3 separate regions of the Mus musculus genome follow, and regions 1 and 3 are each linked to region 2. The links are chromatin loops, found by intact Hi-C in ENCODE. Cell type or tissue: left cerebral cortex. All regions are shown on one strand. Each heading gives the region's core, and the rest is flanking DNA. Links, peaks and the distances in the headings are about the cores only.

Region 1 (5,000 bases), core at 1-5,000, 160 kb after region 2:
TCTTCTCCTGACTTGATTATGCCTATAAAACCTTATGTATAAATAAGGTCACATGCCCAGGGTACTAGACGTTACATTTTCAATGTAGTTTTATCAGTGAACACAGTTTAACCCAAATTGAAATTATTGTAACAGCTTCAAGCCACTCAACGGTTCTATCTCAAAACCGTATAGGACAGGGGAAAGGTACAGGCCTGGGGACAGCAGGAGGGACAGGATGGTGGAGTTTAAAGAGGACAAGAGGACGGTTCAGGCCTGGGGACAGCAGGAGGGACGATGGTGGAATTTAAAGAGTAAGGAAGAGGACAGGATGACAAGAGGTTAGAAGCAGACTGACCCCAGGGGGGGTTTAGGCCCAACCATGGAGCAGAATCTAAAAGAAGCCACAGGCCTGATTCTTGCTTGTCTGTCAGTTTCCTAGTGACTTCTCCACCTTATGGAGTCTAGGTCAGTGGTCCTCAACCTGTGGGTTGAAACGCCTGTGACCTTTTCACAGGGGTCACAGATCAGATATCTTGCATATCAGATATTCACATTATAATTCATAACAGTAGCAAAATAACATTTATGAAGTAGCAAAGAAAATAATTTTATGGTTGGGGGTGGGGTGGGGGAAGAGTCACCACATGAGAAACTGCATTAAAGGGTCACAGCATTAGGAAGGTTGAGAACCACTGATCTAGGTAGTTTCAGAAAAGCCACCGTACGCCAGAGAGGGCTACCTGCACTTCAGCTTCACGGCCGAAGCTTGCGACAACTGTAAACTCCCAAGGAATCCATCTTTGCTTTATTGCATTCACTGGTTAGACCAGACCCTCGGGCTGCCCTGACAGAGGAGCGTCTGACCTGTGAAATCATCTACATAAGATCCAGTCAGAGCAGTCAGGCCTCAAACATCAGGATGTCCACGCACATCTCTTTATCCAGACAGAGCCGGCCGGATCAGCAAAGCTATGCTGCTCGAAGCCAGCCTGTCTGCCCTGCAGGATGCTGCTGATGTGGCAACGCATTGCATCTGTGAGATTGCAGGCCTGGCACAGGGACTCACAGCTTGGTCATGAGGCAAGATATGGGTGATCCAGGTGAGGCGACGTTGCACAATGGTGATGTCAGCATGAGCTGACAGAATTTTCTCTTGGAAGCCCGCAACACATCATCAGAGAGGCAGGCAGGGAGAGTGGAATCCCCAGGCTAAGGTAGGGCTCAGCAAGCCTCCCTGTGAAGGGTTCCGCTAGGCTATGCTGCCGCACCAGGAGAACACAAAAGCAGCCACAGGCAATACATAGTACAGGTCTATGGATCCCAATAAAACGTTAATACACCAAAATATGAATTCTGTATAATTTTGCTACTTTTTTGATTAAGGGAAAGAAACCCTTTAAACTAAAAAGGCCACTTTTAGCCAATGAAAACTTGGGGGGGGCTGTCAGAGGAGGGGGTGAGCCAGACTTGGCTTTGAGTGGGAGTTTCCTAACCCTTGCTCTAAACATAGCTTCAAACGCTCGCTGGGTGGTTGATTTACAATGGTGGTAACAAGGTTTCTACTTGGGACTCTCCTTCCTTCTCACAAGCTGACCAGCTTCTGGCAAGATCCCAGGCCCTCATGTGAACTTGAACTGCCCCCAGCTTCCCTTCCGTCACCTGCTCCATTCAAGTCCTGCCAGGATCTGCTGGCCTGCTTGAATAAAACGGCTTCTAATTCTCCCTCCAAATGGCCTCTGGCGACACCTGGCCTCCCCGTGGCCACTGCCACTCCCTGAGGTAAACACTCCATGTCAGCTTCCCCTCACCTCCCACCCCCCCACACGGTGAGTGCACAGGAGAGACTTGGAAAACATCTGAGGCATGAGTGAACCTCCACGGAGTCTCTAAGAGCACTGTCTCCATCTGCTGGGAGGTCTGTCCTCACGGAGCAGCCCATCTCAAACCGGAAACTTGCCCTATTGAGGTGGCAGTCCCCAAAGGCCAAAAGAGGAGATTTTCGTTTCCATTTAAAGGCCAGGCTAATTTGCATTCAGTACATGTCTCCCTTTTCAGTACAATCCTGTGAGCTTTGACAAATGATCAGTTGGGTAATTATTTCTACAATCAAAGACATTCCCCTGTCATACTCTCAAAGTTCCCTTGTAGAGGTACCCTCGCTTACCCCTTTCAACCATGGACTCATTTCTGTCACCAGAGATGTGATTAGAGCTGGTAGACTTTGAAAGATTTAAAAAAAAAAAATGTTGCGTGGTACACCAGTGGTTTTGCGCGTCTGCTTCTTTCTGTAGCTGAACGGTATGCCACCGTGTGGATCTCCATGGTTTGTTCATGGCTGAAGCAGACATTCGGGCTGTTTCTAATTCATCAGTGGTGAATGATATTAAATAATGTCATATATAAGCGTATACACAGAGACTTTCGTATGAAATATGTTTTGTGATATGTTTTTTTTTTAAGTATCCATATTTCTGTAAGCTCAAAGGATAAGAATCTGCTGGGTGAGGGACTGTTTTCTACCCTATTCGTCTGTCTGTCTGTCTTCCTACCCAGTGGCTGCAGTGTTCTACACTGTAGTAACACGAAACTTCCTAAGAATAGCGACAGGGCACATTGTGGGCAGAGTGGGCGAAACTGAACATGGGCCCAGAGTTAGCCTGCATTCTCGGCTGGCACCCGTTTGATCTGGTCCCACAGGGGACAGCGCGGGCTCTCTGCGGATGTGCACACTCAGGCAAAAAACCTGCAGAGCCAGCCAATTGGGCCATTATCTGGTTCATATAACTTGTTAGAATCTCACGGAATGTACAGCGTGCCATTGTCTCTGTGAGTCCCTTTCATGACTTTGTGAGCTGGCTAATTCAGAGCAGACTCGCCTGTTTTCCTGCTGGAAGAAAGCACTTCCCTCAAAGACAGCTATTTAGCCATGACCATGGCTGCAGCCATGTAGAGTACAAAAGGGAGCTGAGGCCCGGCTGCCCCCTCTTCTGCCCAAGCCTCCCACAGCCAGGCTGCTTATTTTCGGTGCTGGAGTTTGCATTATTGTTTCTCTTTTCATCTGCTGGGTGACCTGAGGTATCCCAATCCTACTACGGGAAATGGCCTCGCTGAGATCTGAGCCTTGGGCAGGCTAACTGTCTATAGGCTTAGAACCCTCTGGGAACAGGCATTAACCCCACAAAGGATGGCTTTCTGAGCCTCTCTGGACGCCCCTGGGCTCCAGAGGCCTTCATTCAGCACAATAGCTCCAGTGTCGTGACATTTCTTCTAACCTGCAAAGCAGGCTTGGCGATGGCAAGTTTTATTAAGGCTCACAAGTGGGCAACAAGAATCCGCCAAGGCTGACAGCTAGGAACCCAGCCAGGAACAAAGGCTGCATCCTGTCTTGATACTTCCTTAGGTGGTCCCTGAAGAGCAGGCTTTTGTCTTCTGGCCACATTGTGCTGTCCACAGCCTGGGCACTGGAGGACACTTGCCTCTTCATTGCTAACTTGGAAATGCAGGCAGCCCACACTTTCTGCTGCACCAAGCTTTCTAATTTACCTTCCTTAAAAAGTAATCTTTTAAGGGGTGGAAAGGTTGCTAAGAGCCAGAGGACCAGGGAGTCTGCTGTGAGATCCTCTCTCTTAGAAATGACAGGAATACTCATCCAAGATAATTCCACAATGTAGCTGCCTATACAAGACCCGAGCAATGGTGATGTCAACAGGCACAGTGCTGAGGAAGGGGGATAGCTCAGGAGACCCATGTCTACCATGTCTAGACAGAGAACTAACTACAGGCATCGATTGACGACTAACGGGGGGGGGGGGGGGGGGGATTAGCCTCCCAGGGAATGAGCACCCTAATTGGCTAGCTAATACACTGTGGTCGGCCCTAAAACCATATACACACAAACCATGCTGAACAAACCCAGCAGGCTATACTTATATATTTATGCATATGTGTATGTGTGTCTTTCGATAAAACTCAAAAGGAGGCCATCAGTTTGAGAGGGATTTGGGGCAGGGATGGGAGGGGTTGGGAAGAGGAGAAGAAAGGAAGCAATGTAATTATATACTATTTAAAATTTTAATCACAAAAGGAAGTTACACTAAAAAGAAAGAGGGGGCAGAGAGAGAGAGAAAGAAAGGGGGAAGGAAGGAAGGAAGGAAGGAAGGAGAGGAGAGGAGAGGAGAGGAGAGGAGAGGAGAGGAGAGGAGAGGAGAGGAGAGGAGAGGAGAGGAGAGGAGAGGAGAGGAGAGGAGAGGAGGGAGAGAGAGTAATATAAGCCTATGGAATTTAGTGCAAGAAGATGGGCTGACTATTGAAGCACACAAGAGTAGGTGTAAAATTAAGTTTATAAAGGGGTTACAAAAATGACCCAGGACTGAGATGGCTCAGCAGCAAAGGTGATTGCTGCCAACCCTGACAGCCTGAGTTTTAATCCCCAGGACCCATGAAACGTGGAAGGTGAGGACTGACTTCTGCAAGATATCCTGATTTCCACGCACACACAAAAATAAATAAATAGAATATAGATCATCTAGGAACAGCAGGAATATTTTTTATAAGTGCAACATAGTGGATCATAAAGTAAATAGACAGTGTGACTCTCCAGTCTTCGGAAGGGACCGAAGTGGTAGCTGATCATTGTCCATTACACCCTTGGTCCTGGTATCTGAGATACAACTTGGAATGCTTCCCGCCATCCAAACAATATGGCAATTTTATAATCAAGAGGGTGAGCATAAGCGGTAGAAGTGACACACACCTATAATATGGGCTCTCAGAAGGCTGAGGCAAAAGGATTACAAATGTCCAGCTTGCCAGCCTGGGCTACATAATGACTTTGTGGCTAGCCTTGGTGACATAATCTTTCTCAAACAACAACAAACCAAGGAGACAACATAAGAATTCCTACCACTTCCTAAAAAAGATGTCTTTCTCTCCAGTCTCTCATAGACGCAGAGGTCCCTAAAATGTTAAAATTAGAACAACAAAACCTTTCCCAGCATTCTCATTTATGGGGAAGAAGG
Region 2 (7,643 bases), core at 1,018-6,017:
TAGACCAGGTTGTCTTGAACTCAGAGATTCACCTGCTCTCTGCCTCTTAGAGGTGTAATTTTGGTTTGAATTATGGTCCTTAGGTCTTTCTTAGCTTCCACGGCAGAGCGTAGGTAAGTTACATCTTAGAACTGGAATAGCTCTAAAGGAGACATTGCTACAGTAACTTCATACTATCTAGAGAGTGAGAGTGAGACCGGAGAGGTGACTGTTAGAAGACATACTTTGACAGAGACAGGCCTTTTTGAAATAGAGAAATCCAGAAAAATGGTGGAAAGAAGTTATTTCTTAGGAAGATATTCTCTCTTACCAACACCCCACCCCCACCCTCCAACCACTGCACACTCTGTAACCCAGGCTAGCCTCTGACTCCTGTAGTTACGCCTCTCCCCTCCGGAGCACTAAAATTACAGGTGTGCGTCATCACACTTGGCTTCAGCGACTTTCAAAGAACATTAAAAAAAAAAAAAAAAAAAAAAAAGACCGGCCTTAACCTAATTAGAAGAGAGTATTCATTTGCTCAGCCTACCTCAGAAAAGGATAGCAAAGAATTTGGTGAGTGGTGGTTAGACTGCCTGGAGAGCTCTGGCTATTTGCCTGGACTTCAATGGGGAGCAGAACTAGGTAAACAGGAAGGCTGGGGCGGAAGAAGCTGGAACACCTGTGTTGGTCCCGGTCCCGGTCCCGTAGGGAGGAGTTTCAAGGCTGATAAGACGTCCGTTGGTGGGGGGACCTTGAAGCATTCAGTTGTCATGACTCACTGAAGAGTACTCTACTGGTTCTAGAGTGAAAATGTGTGTGTTTTAAGCGACAAGCAATTAATACTAAAGCATATGCTGGGGAGTTAGTGAGCAGACTGTACGCGGTATCTAGTAGCACCAGCCAAACTTGCTGACTGCCAGTGGAGGCAGGCTGGGAAATAACTCAGCACAGCTAAAAGCAAGAGGTCGTCTGCAGCCAAGATTCCTATCGGAGGCAAGAGACGCCTCAGGCTCTGAACAGGTTGTTGAAGGGCTGTGAGGAGGGAGAGACCGGTCCCTGGAGGTAGCCACGAGCCTAGAATTCAGGCAAGCTCAGCAGCGTCTCACCTCCTGCAGGTGTCAGTCGGGTTCGCTTTCCACCAAGTCTTATCTTTTACCATGGCAACGTCCCCAAAAGATTACGGGATCGCTTGCCTCTTAAAAAAAAGAAAAAAAGGTTTCCCGAAAGAACTTACAATAAAATCAAAATGCTTTATTAAAAACAAAAACAAAAACCAGACACGTCGTGTGACACGTTGCATTCACATTGGACGTTTGACCTCTACAGGTCTGTGGTTCCCGGGGATCCCAGGCTGAAGCGCCAAGCCTGGACGGAGAAGTTACCTTACGAAGGCAGATTTTTTTTAACTAAACACACGCACACACCCCTCTGCTCCAACGTCTGGACGTGGTTTCTTTGTCAGGGCTCCGCAAAGAACGCTGACGTGTGGGGTCGCCTCCTTTGAGGGGGGGGGTCTCCGAGCAAGGCAGGGACCGTGGGCGTCCTCCCTGGCTCTCCATCTTGGAGCGGGAGTCTGAGTGCGGCTTTTGCTGAGCCCGGAGGCCGGAGCGGACGCCGCCGAGGGTCCGAGGATCCCCGCCCCGGGCGAGCTGTTCGGAGGAGACCCCCGCCGGCCCCCGCGCGCGCGAGTGCGGGCCCGCCCCGATCCCAGGGTGCACCGCGGCCCGCCCCCTCCCCGCCGTCCCGCCTCCCCTCGGCCCCGGCCCCCTCCCTCCCTCCTTCCCTCCCTCCCTCCCCGCTGCCGGGAGGCGGGGACGCGGCGGCGGCTCGCTTCAGTCGTGTCTCTCTCACTCACTGGGGAACCCGGTGGTGGTGGCGGCAGCTTTCGAGGCAGACGCTGAGGAGGGGAAAGTCGGGACGAGAGAGGACAGCGGGAGCAGCCGGCCGGCGCCAGTCGCCTCAGGTTCCGCCATGAGCTGGGGCACCGAGCTGTGGGTGAGTGTGGGGAGCAGAGCGGCTCGCGCCGTCGGCGGGAGCCCCGGGCTTGGCGCGCCGCGGACTCCGGCGCCTCTTTGTGCCGCGAGAGCCCGCTCGGCTGCGGGCGGGGAGGCGACGGGGCGGCTGCCTGGGGCTCCCTCCGAGGGGCCCGGGCCGCAGCCCTGGACGGCCGCTGCCGTCCCCTCTCCAGCCTCTGCCTGACTTTGCGGACGGGTGCCCGGCCGGGCGCCGCGCCTTTGTACCGCGCGCCCGACGGCGGGGGAGGGAGCCATTGTCCCGAAGGGGCGCCGCTCGGATCCCCGCGCCGCGCGCCTGGGCGACGCCCCAGCTCCAGGTAGGGGGAGCCGGGCGGCTTTGTTCCCAGCCCGGCCTGGGGCCAGCCAGGCCCAACCCACACGCCCATTTCCCTCTCTTGCTGCCTCCTTGCTCGGGACCTAGGGCGCCCGCGACTCCGCGCCGGCCAGCTCCGGTTGCAGCCTCTCTGGGCTGGCGGGTCTGCTTTTGTGACCCGAATTAGGTAGTGGGATCGAGGAAGGGACGCTCATTTTGGCGAAAGGAGCGCGCGGCTTGCCGATCGCTTGATTTCCCTCTCGTTCTTTATTCTCTCTCCTCTCTCTCTCTCTCTCTCTCTCTCTCTCTCTCTCTCTTTCTCTCTCTCTCTCTCTCGTGTGTGTATGTGTGTGTGTGTCTGTCTCTCTCTTTTTTCTCTCTCTCTCTCTTTCTTCCGTGCCTTTCCTGGGCGCTGGAGGCTGCAGACAATACCCAATGTCCGACCAAGGTGCAGGCGGAGGGTTATAGGTCGAGGAATTCGCTCCGGACGCCGTCACCTGAGGGTGGAGGTGTGCATGGCAGTGATTTCTCAGGTGCGGCCGGGAAAATTGGCGGCGTGGGGGCGCTGTCTCGAGCGAGCGCCGCCTGGCCTCTGCCACTCCCCTTTTTATCCCACCTGTGCATATTTTCCGTGCCTTTGTTTGCGAAAATCTCCGGGAATCTCTGTAGCGGGAGAGGAGGGACAAGTTTCGAGTATGTACGCTCACTGGGATTCGAAACAGATCGTTTAGTCGCGAGGCCGAATGTTTTCTCCTTTTCCACGTGCTGTAGATTGGGAATTTTAGAAGTGACACTTAAAAGCTCATCTAGTCACCCACTTAACCCTGCCCCAGGAATCTGTCCTGTAGCACTCTGCAGAAGTGTTTGCCCAGTCTGCAAACATAACCATCAAGACAAAATACCTCAGGAGCCTCTCCACTTGATTGTTCTGATAATGGTGAGCGTCATTTGTAAACGAATCATGTAACATCAGTTAGAATTTCAGGCATTATTGGTCCTTTCCCATTTACTTTTATGTTTGTTTGAGACAGTCTCACTATAAACATGGCTGGCCTGGAACTCGTAATATAGACCAGGCTGTCCTTAAACTCAGAGATCCACCTGACTCTCTCCAGTTGCTGGGACTAAGGGTTTTCCCTTTTAAACGTACATTCTGTGATGGTTACAGTGTCATCAGTGAATGGAGATGGGTATAGTTTTATTTTCTATTTACAACATTTTTTATCTCTTTGGTGCCTGGCGATTGAACCCAGGACCTCGCACATACTAGACAGCAAGCCGTATCTCTAGCCCCTTATTTTTAATTTTAAATTCATGTATTTATTTGTGACTGACTGTGGGTATATCTGGCAAAGAAGCCAGAAGAGGGCATCAGATCTCCTGGAGCTGTAGCTCAGACACTTATGAGGCTCATCACAAATGCTGGGAACCAAACTCAGGTGCTTTGCAAAAGCAGCAAATGCTCTTAGCCATTGGATTAATCTGCATGCATGTGCATGCATGTGCATCGGTGCCTAAGGAGGCCAGAAGAGGACATGATTCTGAAGCTGGAGTTACAGGTGCTTGTGAGTTGTTGTCGATGTGGGTGGTGGGATTTGAACTTAGGTTCTCTGCAAAAGCAGTACAGGTTCTTAGCTGTTGAGCCGTGCCTCTAGTCTTTGTTTTACAGCTTTGAGCGAGGATTGTGTTTTCCCCTAGGTTGCAATATAATACAAGCACCTATACTGTCTGTTATTGGGAATTTGATGTCTGGAAAAATCACATCAAAATATAAATTTAGAAAACAGTTGTCACATTTTATTTTATCTTAAGGGTCACATTACTATCCTAAGGGTTTAATGATTGAAAATTCATTGTTACACAAAACACTGGTGATATATAATTACGTGCTCAAACCTAAGTAATTTGCTGTAACTGATGGTTTTTGCTGTTTTATCTTTTATGTGTATGCTTGCATGTGTGGGACAGAGGTCAGACTTGGGTGTTGTGAGGGGTCATCCACCTTGGTTTTTTTGTAACCCGATCTCTCCTTCATTTTGAGCTTGCTGATTAGGTGAGCCTCGAGCCTACTCATTGCTGGCTCCTCAGTGGTCGGGTTATTCCTGGGAATTTACTCACTCCATTGTGGATTCATATTTGCCACTTGATCAACTGCACTATTGAACTATCATTTCAGCCCTGCCCTCCCACCCCCTTGGCCATTTTAATCTTTATTCTTTGGCAGGGTTTCACAGTACAGCCCAGGCCGGTCTTGAATTCCTGGGGATACAGGTGTACACTACCAGAGCTTACTTGTTTTAATGCTTCTTATAAAGACTTGTGTTAAAATTTGGAAATAAAGGTATTCCATAGAACTTCTATATTTGTGGCCCTGGGTTTCAGAATTACCAGTAATTTGCTAAATGGATTAGGTCAGGCTTTTGTTGTATAGCTTTAAGGCTTTATGGATTAACTGCTAATGTATCTGAGCTGTGCTTTAAGGGACTTCTAGTTTTAAATGAGCATTTAAGTGAGGTAGTGACTAGAGTCAACAGTTTGTATTTTTTTTTCCAGAATGCATGATATCTTGTCCATTGATTATTATGTTGACTTCATTATCATAGAGAATATAGAGGATCATGGCTAAACATGAATCAGTAATTTCACAAAGTATAGATTTTAAAAAGTTTTTCATTTTTATGTAAATGAGTGTTTTGCCTGCATGTATGTGTATTCACCCTGTGTGTGCTGGGTGCCCTTGGAAGGTGCTAGATCCTCTAACTGGGTTCCCAGATGGTAGTGAGCTGGCTTTATGGGTGCTGGGAACTGAACATGGATCCTCTGTAAGAGCAGTGAGTGCTCTTTAACTGTTGAGCTGACTCTCTAGCCCCCAAGTACAGATTTTGTAATTAACAGCTCCCTTTTATAGCTAAGGGAGTCAGAGGACTCCTTTATTTAGTCAGTAAGTTTTACTTGTCAGGAGGTATCATTTTAGTTTTCTGAGAGGTCAATTAAAGTTCAACAGAAAAAATATTTGTACTGATAAGCATGTATGTATATATGTGTGTGTATATATACATATATATGTATGAATGACAGAAATAGGTCAGATGCATCTCATTTATATGGCCTATTAAAATATTGCTACCTGTGTCAGGGAACATTGCTTAGTGGATAAAGCAACTTGCTTGTTCAAGTGTGAGAACTGGAGCCCTGATCCTGAAAAACCCATGCAAGGGTATGGCAGCTGTTTGACATCCTAGTTCTCAGGAGGCGGTCACAAGTTTCCTGAGGAAGATAGCTGGCTAGACTAGGCCGAGTTGGCCAGCCCCGAGAGACCCTACCTCAGTAAGTAAAACTGAGAGCTGCCTGTATTTCAGTTGAAGCCGTGTGTAGTAACTAGCATACTAAAAGGTGTGGAAAGACTGATGTTGGGCTATCCCACAGATCTTACTTTTGTGTTCATATGGTTACAGTAACCTAGGCTTTGCAGATATATATAGCAAAAGAGTCAGTTGTACAGAAATATGAATCTCTAGTAGCTCATGTGATGAAGACTATTGCTTTTTTCTTTTCTGTATATAGTTTGTAATATGTCTATACACCAGGATGTGTGCCTGGTTTTCTTGGAGGCCAGAAGAGGGATTCCTTAGAACTGGAGTTATAGATGATTATTAACCACTACGTGGGTACTGGGAATTGAACCTGGGTCCTCTGGAAGAGCAGCCCATAATCTTAACCACTGAACTCTCTCTCCATCTGTGACTTAAGACTTTAGAACTAACACTAAAATGAATAGAAAGTGACAACTGAAGGTTAAAACTATTTTTAAAAGGGTTGCTTTTTCTTCTGTTCATTGTAGGGAAAGCTTTAGATAGGTCGCAGCACTTCAGCTAGGTTTTAGAACTGGAAGGGTTGTGCATGTGGGAATTCTCAGGTTCCTAGAGGGCAGCGATCATGTCTTACTCATCATTCTTTCATTGTCAGCTTCATTACTGTTTCATAAGCAAGTTACCAACATGCTTCTTGACATAGAGCCTGGCACTGATGGGACCTTTGAATAAATGCTTCTGGGCCAGCCTGATCATAGTGGTTAGATTTGACTTGCATTAAGTGTAAGGAGCTTGAAAGCAGTGAGTCGGAGATAGGGACCAAGCACAGAGGCTGGTCTGGCTGACTGCTTGATTCAGGAACATGGTATCTATGTGTCTGTACACATGTAGCTAGTCATTAGCATAAAATCAACCTAGTTTTTGAACCATTAAAAAAAACCACAGAAGGGGGCTGGAGAGGTGGCTCAGCCGTCAAGAGCACTGAGTGCTCTTCCAGAGGTCCTGAGTTCAATTCCCAGCAACCATATGGTGGCTCACAACCATCTATAATGGGATCTCATGTCCTCTTCTGGTGTGTCTGAAGACAGCTACAGTGTACTCATATACATAAAATAAATAAATAAATCTTTAAAAAAACACAGAAGGAAATCATAATTTGCTTTAGTAGAAGGGATGACTTTTTCCCCAATTCTTTGGTGAAAGTAAGAGACATTCCTTTATATTTTATCTATTTATTTAAAATTTCTATTTTTATTTTATGTATGTGAATGTTTTCCTTGCATGTATATGTCCAGAAGTGGGCACTGGGTTTTCTGAAACTGGAGTTAAAGGAGTGACAAATGGTTGTGAGCTGCAATGTGGTGCTGGGCATTGGACATTGGTCCTCTGAAATAACAACCAGTCCTCTTGACTCAGACCATGTCCTTAGGTTGTGGAAGATAATTACATGTGTTTCATCACTCATGCAAAAATATTTGAAGTGTTGGTTTCTTTAGTATAGTAGTCTTACTGGTTCTGAAACTGACTGTATTTTTAATATGAATTATTACCACAACATGTTAATACTTCCTCTCTCCTCATCTGCCGTTTAGTATTCTTCTGTATCGCTTTAGTTAGCAGAGCTGTTTCTGGAAGTGAGAGACTCCTCAATGGGAAAAGGTAGTCGGCTTCATTGTGGTACTTTACTCTGTTTTGAGTTTTGTGAGTTGATTTATGGACTAAGAATTTTTTTTCTTGTGTGAAATAGACTTGTTTTTAAGTGTGGCACCACTTTCTAATTAATGATAGAATGATAAATCTTTTAATTTGAAAATTGTGCTTTGAAAATAGGGACCACAGATCATTTTAATATTGTCATTCCTGCCTCAGCATTTTCTTTTGTTTCTGAAATAACATTGTCATAAAATTTGTGATTGCTTTTGCATAATTTCCTCTGACTAGTTCTTTGAAACCTCTTTTGCAGCATAAAGGAATGCTATCAGGCATTATAAGATGATATCTGATTGCTTTGTTAATATGGGA
Region 3 (5,000 bases), core at 1-5,000, 140 kb after region 2:
TACAGACATACACACAGACACACACATATACACACAGACACACATGGATACAATCAGACAGAGAGAGACACACAGACACACACAGAGATACACACAGACACACATGGATACAATCAGACAGAGAGAGACACACACACACACAGACAAACACACAGACATACAGACACACAAACAGACACACACAGATATACACACACACACATACACACCACTGAAAGTCTCTCCTCCTGCACATACCACCAATCCTTTCTGGCTTGTGGTTTCTTTTTGGTTTCCACCAAGTCCTAGTGGCCTGGATTTTGGTGAACAAAGGCATCTTTAATGAGCTATGGAATAAAACCAAAGAAACCAGCTCTCTGCCTTTGGTGTCCCTACAAAAAGGGAAAGGTAACTTGGCTTTGCAACGTGACACTCTGCAGTGTCACTCCCTGAGGATCTATCTGTGAGGCACATGCCTGGGAAATGGAGGTAGGCCTGCTTCCCAAGATGTCTGGTCTGCACCTGCCTGATTCTGAACAGACGCAGGAGTCTCCAACTTCCAAATTTCCCAGGGTGAGCATAGACAGCATCCACTCTGCATTTCACTTTCAAAATAGTTGTCAGTTAATTGCTTGAGACATTGGACACATTCTTATAAAACAGTCTCTGTGTCAAGGATTTCTCCGTGCTGTAGGCTAACTGCTCTGAATATCCAGGGCAGGCTGGACTAAGCTGGGATGCCTGGAAGGTCAGGTATATTATTAATTTCCTCTTCGTGTTAGAATTGTTTCAATTTCTGGCCAGCTCTGTCACCCTGTTCAGAGTTGAGGAGCATCTGTAGGGCAGAAGAAACTGTTGTGGTTGCCACATACACCTCCACACAAAGAGCCACAGGGCCTGATGGAACAGAGCTGGTCTCAGATACCACCGAGAAAGGCTAAAGCTGGAGAAGCAGCTAGACAGAGCAGCTAAGGTTGTTGAAGATAGTCCAACACATTACCCACTGGGCAAATCACATTCAGTTTTTGCTTCAAAAAGGGATGTAAGCCAGACTAGGTGGGCAGAGAGTAGGATGTGCTGTTGAGATCTTTGCCGCTCTGGGTTCACAAGCACCTGCTGTGCCCTGGCGGATGCAGAGTCTCTAGAAGCAGGCTCTTCAGTGTGACAGACACTCAGGCATCTGCATCTCAGGTTGACAGTTTCCCCAGATTTCTCAAGGGGGATGAGGGATGATGGCTGTTAAATGGTCTCTTTCAGGAAACAACATCGATCTGCCCAACACAAAGACTAAGTACAGTCTTCACAAATAGATTCCTTTCTATTGGACATCAGATCCCTGCACCTCCCCCCAACAAGTTTATGATTCTCCAAACAGCTATTAAAATTGCATAGCTGAATAACATGAAGCAATAGGCAGCCTTGAGTTTTCTTTCATACTGTTATGCTTTATAATTCTACCCTAGATATCGCTCTATCACAAACACCTATCATCTCCCAGTATCCCCTTGGAAATGCTGTATTTCACACGCTTCTGTTTCTATACCATGGCATTACAGTAAAAATTAAAAGAATATGCACATAGGCTGGGGCTGTAACTCAGTTGGCAACGTACTTGCCTAGCACAAATGAAGACCTGGCTTCCATACCCCAGCACTGCATACACTATATAGTATTCTCCTATACTCCCAACACCTAAGAGGATACGAGTGCAAGGTCATCGGTCTAGGATCTTACGTATCCTAGTTCCTGTCTCAAAAGGAGGAGGAGGAGGAGGAGGAGGAGGAAGAAGAGTATAAGATGTAGGGATTTCAACTTCTCAGTTAGTCTCAGACTACCTGGCAGGCTTGGGTGGGCATCTTTTAGTAGAAAGCCATGGGCCATCTTCCCAGGTCAAGAGGCAGAATCATGATCCTTGATATAACATTTCAGGGGACTCCTCTAGATCCCCTGTAAGTCCCTGGGAGTCTAATCCATCCAGGGTGGTTCAGCATCTCCTTTGCCAGGCTGCCTCCCATTCCACAGTAACCATGCAGACATCACATGCAGAGCAAAGCTTGTTTCCATCATCTCTCCTTCTGGGTTTTCTCTGCTGTACACACTGCCTTTTCTTTCCCTCCTACTTTTAGTGAGAACAACATAAAGAGCTGACAGGCAACGACTACAGAAGAGGCACAGCGGTCCCTCTGCAGCGGAGCCTTCGGGGAGTGCCCCACCCCCATCAGGACCAACTGAGCTCTTTCCCATCTTACAGGCAATCTTACAGGCACTTCTGCAAATTGGCACCTTCCAAAACTGAGCCTGGAGACAGACATCCACGTGGCTCTAAAGAGACTCCGAACATGTTCCAGGCGTCAGTGCTGCGCCAGTAGCTAGCTGAAGTGACCTTGGGAGATGACTTGACCTCTCAAAACCTCAAGCTGCTCCCCAAACATACCAGGTGATTACAGGCAACGAATGATAACATTATAAAGCCTGATCCCCAATACATGCAAGGCACAGTCTGCAAATGTGAGTTTCCATTCCTCTTTGAAGAAAGGCACTAGAAACCATCCTCTGTCGCTGACAACTCTCAGATGCTGGGCGACCCGGACCTCTGTCCTCAGAGAAGGTGGACAATGACTGAGTCACTGCCGGACTGCAGCTGGTGCTGAGGACCCTTCTGAGTTTTTAAAACTAGAACTAAAGAGGAGATAGATGATCAAGAGTATTTAGCATTAAAAGTATATTTTAATCCTCAACTTCAAAACCTGATAATCGGAAGACATACGAAGGATCTTTAATCACACTTGCTCAGATGTCTCAGAGGGTCCCCTGCATCATCGTTATCTGATGAGCTGTTGATGGAAACAGGCAGGACACAAAGCCACAGTATTTGTCTCCATGCTCACCCCAAAGCCCATCTACTATTGGATACCCCTGTTCCAGCCAACCTGACTGAGTACCTATGGGTAATTCGTGAGATCTGGGTGATACCCCACCACCACCCCTGTCATTGTCCCTGTCTCTGGCTGCAAAATTAGACTTTAGTCTATGTTCTGACCTGCTGTCCTGCCAATCTCACTCCTCCAACACCTCCATGCTGGGTGGCTGTTGCCATGACAACCGATCTTTGGCTTCTGCTTAGAGTGCCCTGAGAACCATCTCCCAGGTGCCTAATTTCTTCATACTGCTCTGGTCCAAATTTCTGGACTGTCTGATTTTAACTTATTTCTAGAGTCATGTTGTGTCTAGCCTCATGAAGATTGTGCCGTTCTCCCCCCACCACCACCACCACCATCCATGCTGTTCTAATTTATACTGCCTGTCTGTATTCCCCGGAGAAACTATTCTCTGCCTCCCCTAAGCCTGCAACAGCAGGAATCCACCAGTCACAGTGAGGATTGCTTAGGCACAGGGCAGGCAGGCACCGAGGGAGACCACACTCATTCCAACCCTGACAGAAAACAGTGGAATTAATCCCTTCGCAATAAAGTTTAGCTACCTGAATGAAAAACACTTCAGTAGAAAAATGGTCTTTTGTCAGTCAGAAACAACCTGGCTATTATCATCTGAATGAGACAGTGATTAATCCTGCATTCTGCCAAAACAGCACTGAAAATCAGTCTGTATTAGGAGCTCTTAACTGGGAGGTGAAGTATGGCTTCTATGATCCATACGAACCACTGGGTGATAATGTGCTCACTGGAGAAATAGGTTAGAGCTTATACTCAATTCCCAAACACTTAGGGGACCTAGAAGTCCCCACTGATTGGTTATCCACTTTTTAAAAAAGTAACTTAATAGATAAAGTGTCTGTGTGTATGCATGCGCGCATGTCCAAGCTTCCATGTGGGAATCTATTGTCTCCTTCACCCTGTGGGTTCTGGGGAATCAAACTCAGGTCAGCAGGTTTCATGGCAGGTACCTTTACCTGCTGAGTCAGGTCACCAGTCTAAGATTCAGAAAGGCTTTCAATAGCCAGTAGAAAGGAAGTGAGCAAAATAGCCTAGTGATCATGACTGGACCTGCAAAACACTTGTCTGGTTGCCATGGACACCGGTTGGCTTAGCAGGGCTGTGACTGGTAAGAGGAGGAGCCAGGCAAGCAGTGTTGAGACCCCTTATGGCTGTGAAGTAGCTTTCCCCTGTGAAAAAGACAAGCCCTTGTGCTCCTCTGGTGGGAGGGCCTTGTGTATCACAGTAAATGTGTAATATGTACAAGTCTGATCTCAGCAACCTCTTGGCAGCCACACATCTGGGGAGTGCATCTAGAAAGGCCATGGCGGTCACCCACATCTCTCTACCTCATTTCCTAGTGTGTGATGTTCCCAAGGGCCAGAATTTCTGCTGAGAATTCTACCAGTGTCTCGTTTAGCACACTAGGAGGGGGGCATCATTATCACCATGGTCTGGGCAGCAAGCAGTAGTTCTTAGAATGAGTAATGAGAGCAAGCCAGAACCTGCTTTATCTGATGTGCTAACAGAAGCATCACACCTGACTGCCAGGACCAGAACACTCTAATCTAAAGCAAATCCAGGAGGCAGACCTCCCCTCATCCAGTGACAGATAGTCCAGCAGCACAGGTTGAGGGTTCATCCGCAATGTCAGGGATACTGGACAACATATAACAGTCAGGGAAGTGTAGCTCATAGATTGGGGATGCTGAGAACAGAATCTCTGGACCAGGAGGCAGCAAGCCTCAGGTGTTGAGCACAAGCCAGGAACACCTCTCTGTGTATAGACCTCCTGTGCCCTTGGTGGGGAAAGGCCGGATCCGAAGGCTCTCTGTGAGAGACTGCATTGATCGGCAGCCAATGTCTTCACTTCCTTGATGGCTGCCAAGTACAACGATGTCTTCAGAAGTGACATCTAAAAGGTCAATATTTTCTTTACTTGGTGCCTAGGGTGAGGACAATGGGTTGTTTTTGCCAGTGTTCAAAGGCTAGTAGAATGCCACCAACCCCCACCCTGTCCCTGTGCACCTTACGGCACTCCTTCCAAAGTAAGTGGGAGGGCTGGGTGGAGGAAGGGGGAGGTACCAG

The links. Peaks named below come from ENCODE experiments on the same cell type or tissue, not always from the same donor. Only the 100,000 strongest peaks of a DNase experiment are listed, where the experiment ranks them.
Region 1: it touches region 2 in a loop (4-fold over the local background); 8 of 42 quality-filtered maps call a loop at or near these places.
Region 3: a loop joins it to region 2, with 4 times the contacts of the local background. A loop is called at or near these places in 9 of 42 quality-filtered maps.

What each region holds. Positions count from the first base shown.
Region 1 is chr3:122,459,394-122,464,393 of GRCm38, reverse strand. All of the region lies in intron 3 of Bcar3 (breast cancer anti-estrogen resistance 3), which reads right to left. Among named protein-coding and RNA genes, the nearest start is that of Gm34349, 18 kb to the left of the region's middle. In left cerebral cortex, for the core only: CTCF peaks have their summits at 2,065 and 2,287; DNase peaks (open chromatin) are centred at 1,953, 2,250, 2,668, 3,337 and 3 more places; H3K4me3 peaks cover 258 bases; H3K27ac peaks cover 1,389 bases.
Region 2 is chr3:122,613,864-122,621,506 of GRCm38, reverse strand. It overlaps Fnbp1l (formin binding protein 1-like), which reads left to right and starts at 1,793. Exons shown (of 14, transcript NM_153118.3): 1 at 1,793-1,977. The coding sequence starts at 1,954. In left cerebral cortex, for the core only: CTCF peaks have their summits at 1,053, 2,868 and 3,660 (motif pointing right); DNase peaks (open chromatin) are centred at 1,848, 2,332, 2,938, 3,689 and 2 more places; H3K4me3 peaks cover 3,328 bases; H3K27ac peaks cover 2,083 bases.
Region 3 is chr3:122,474,935-122,479,934 of GRCm38, reverse strand. The region is part of intron 3 of Bcar3 (breast cancer anti-estrogen resistance 3); the gene reads right to left. It overlaps Gm34349 (a long non-coding RNA gene), which reads left to right. Exons shown (of 2, transcript XR_376033.3): 2 at 2,106-3,474. Among named protein-coding and RNA genes, the nearest start is that of Gm34349, 2.8 kb to the left of the region's middle. In left cerebral cortex, for the core only: no CTCF peak of the experiment used is centred there; DNase peaks (open chromatin) are centred at 2,173, 3,162, 3,971, 4,391 and 3 more places; H3K27ac peaks cover 4,481 bases.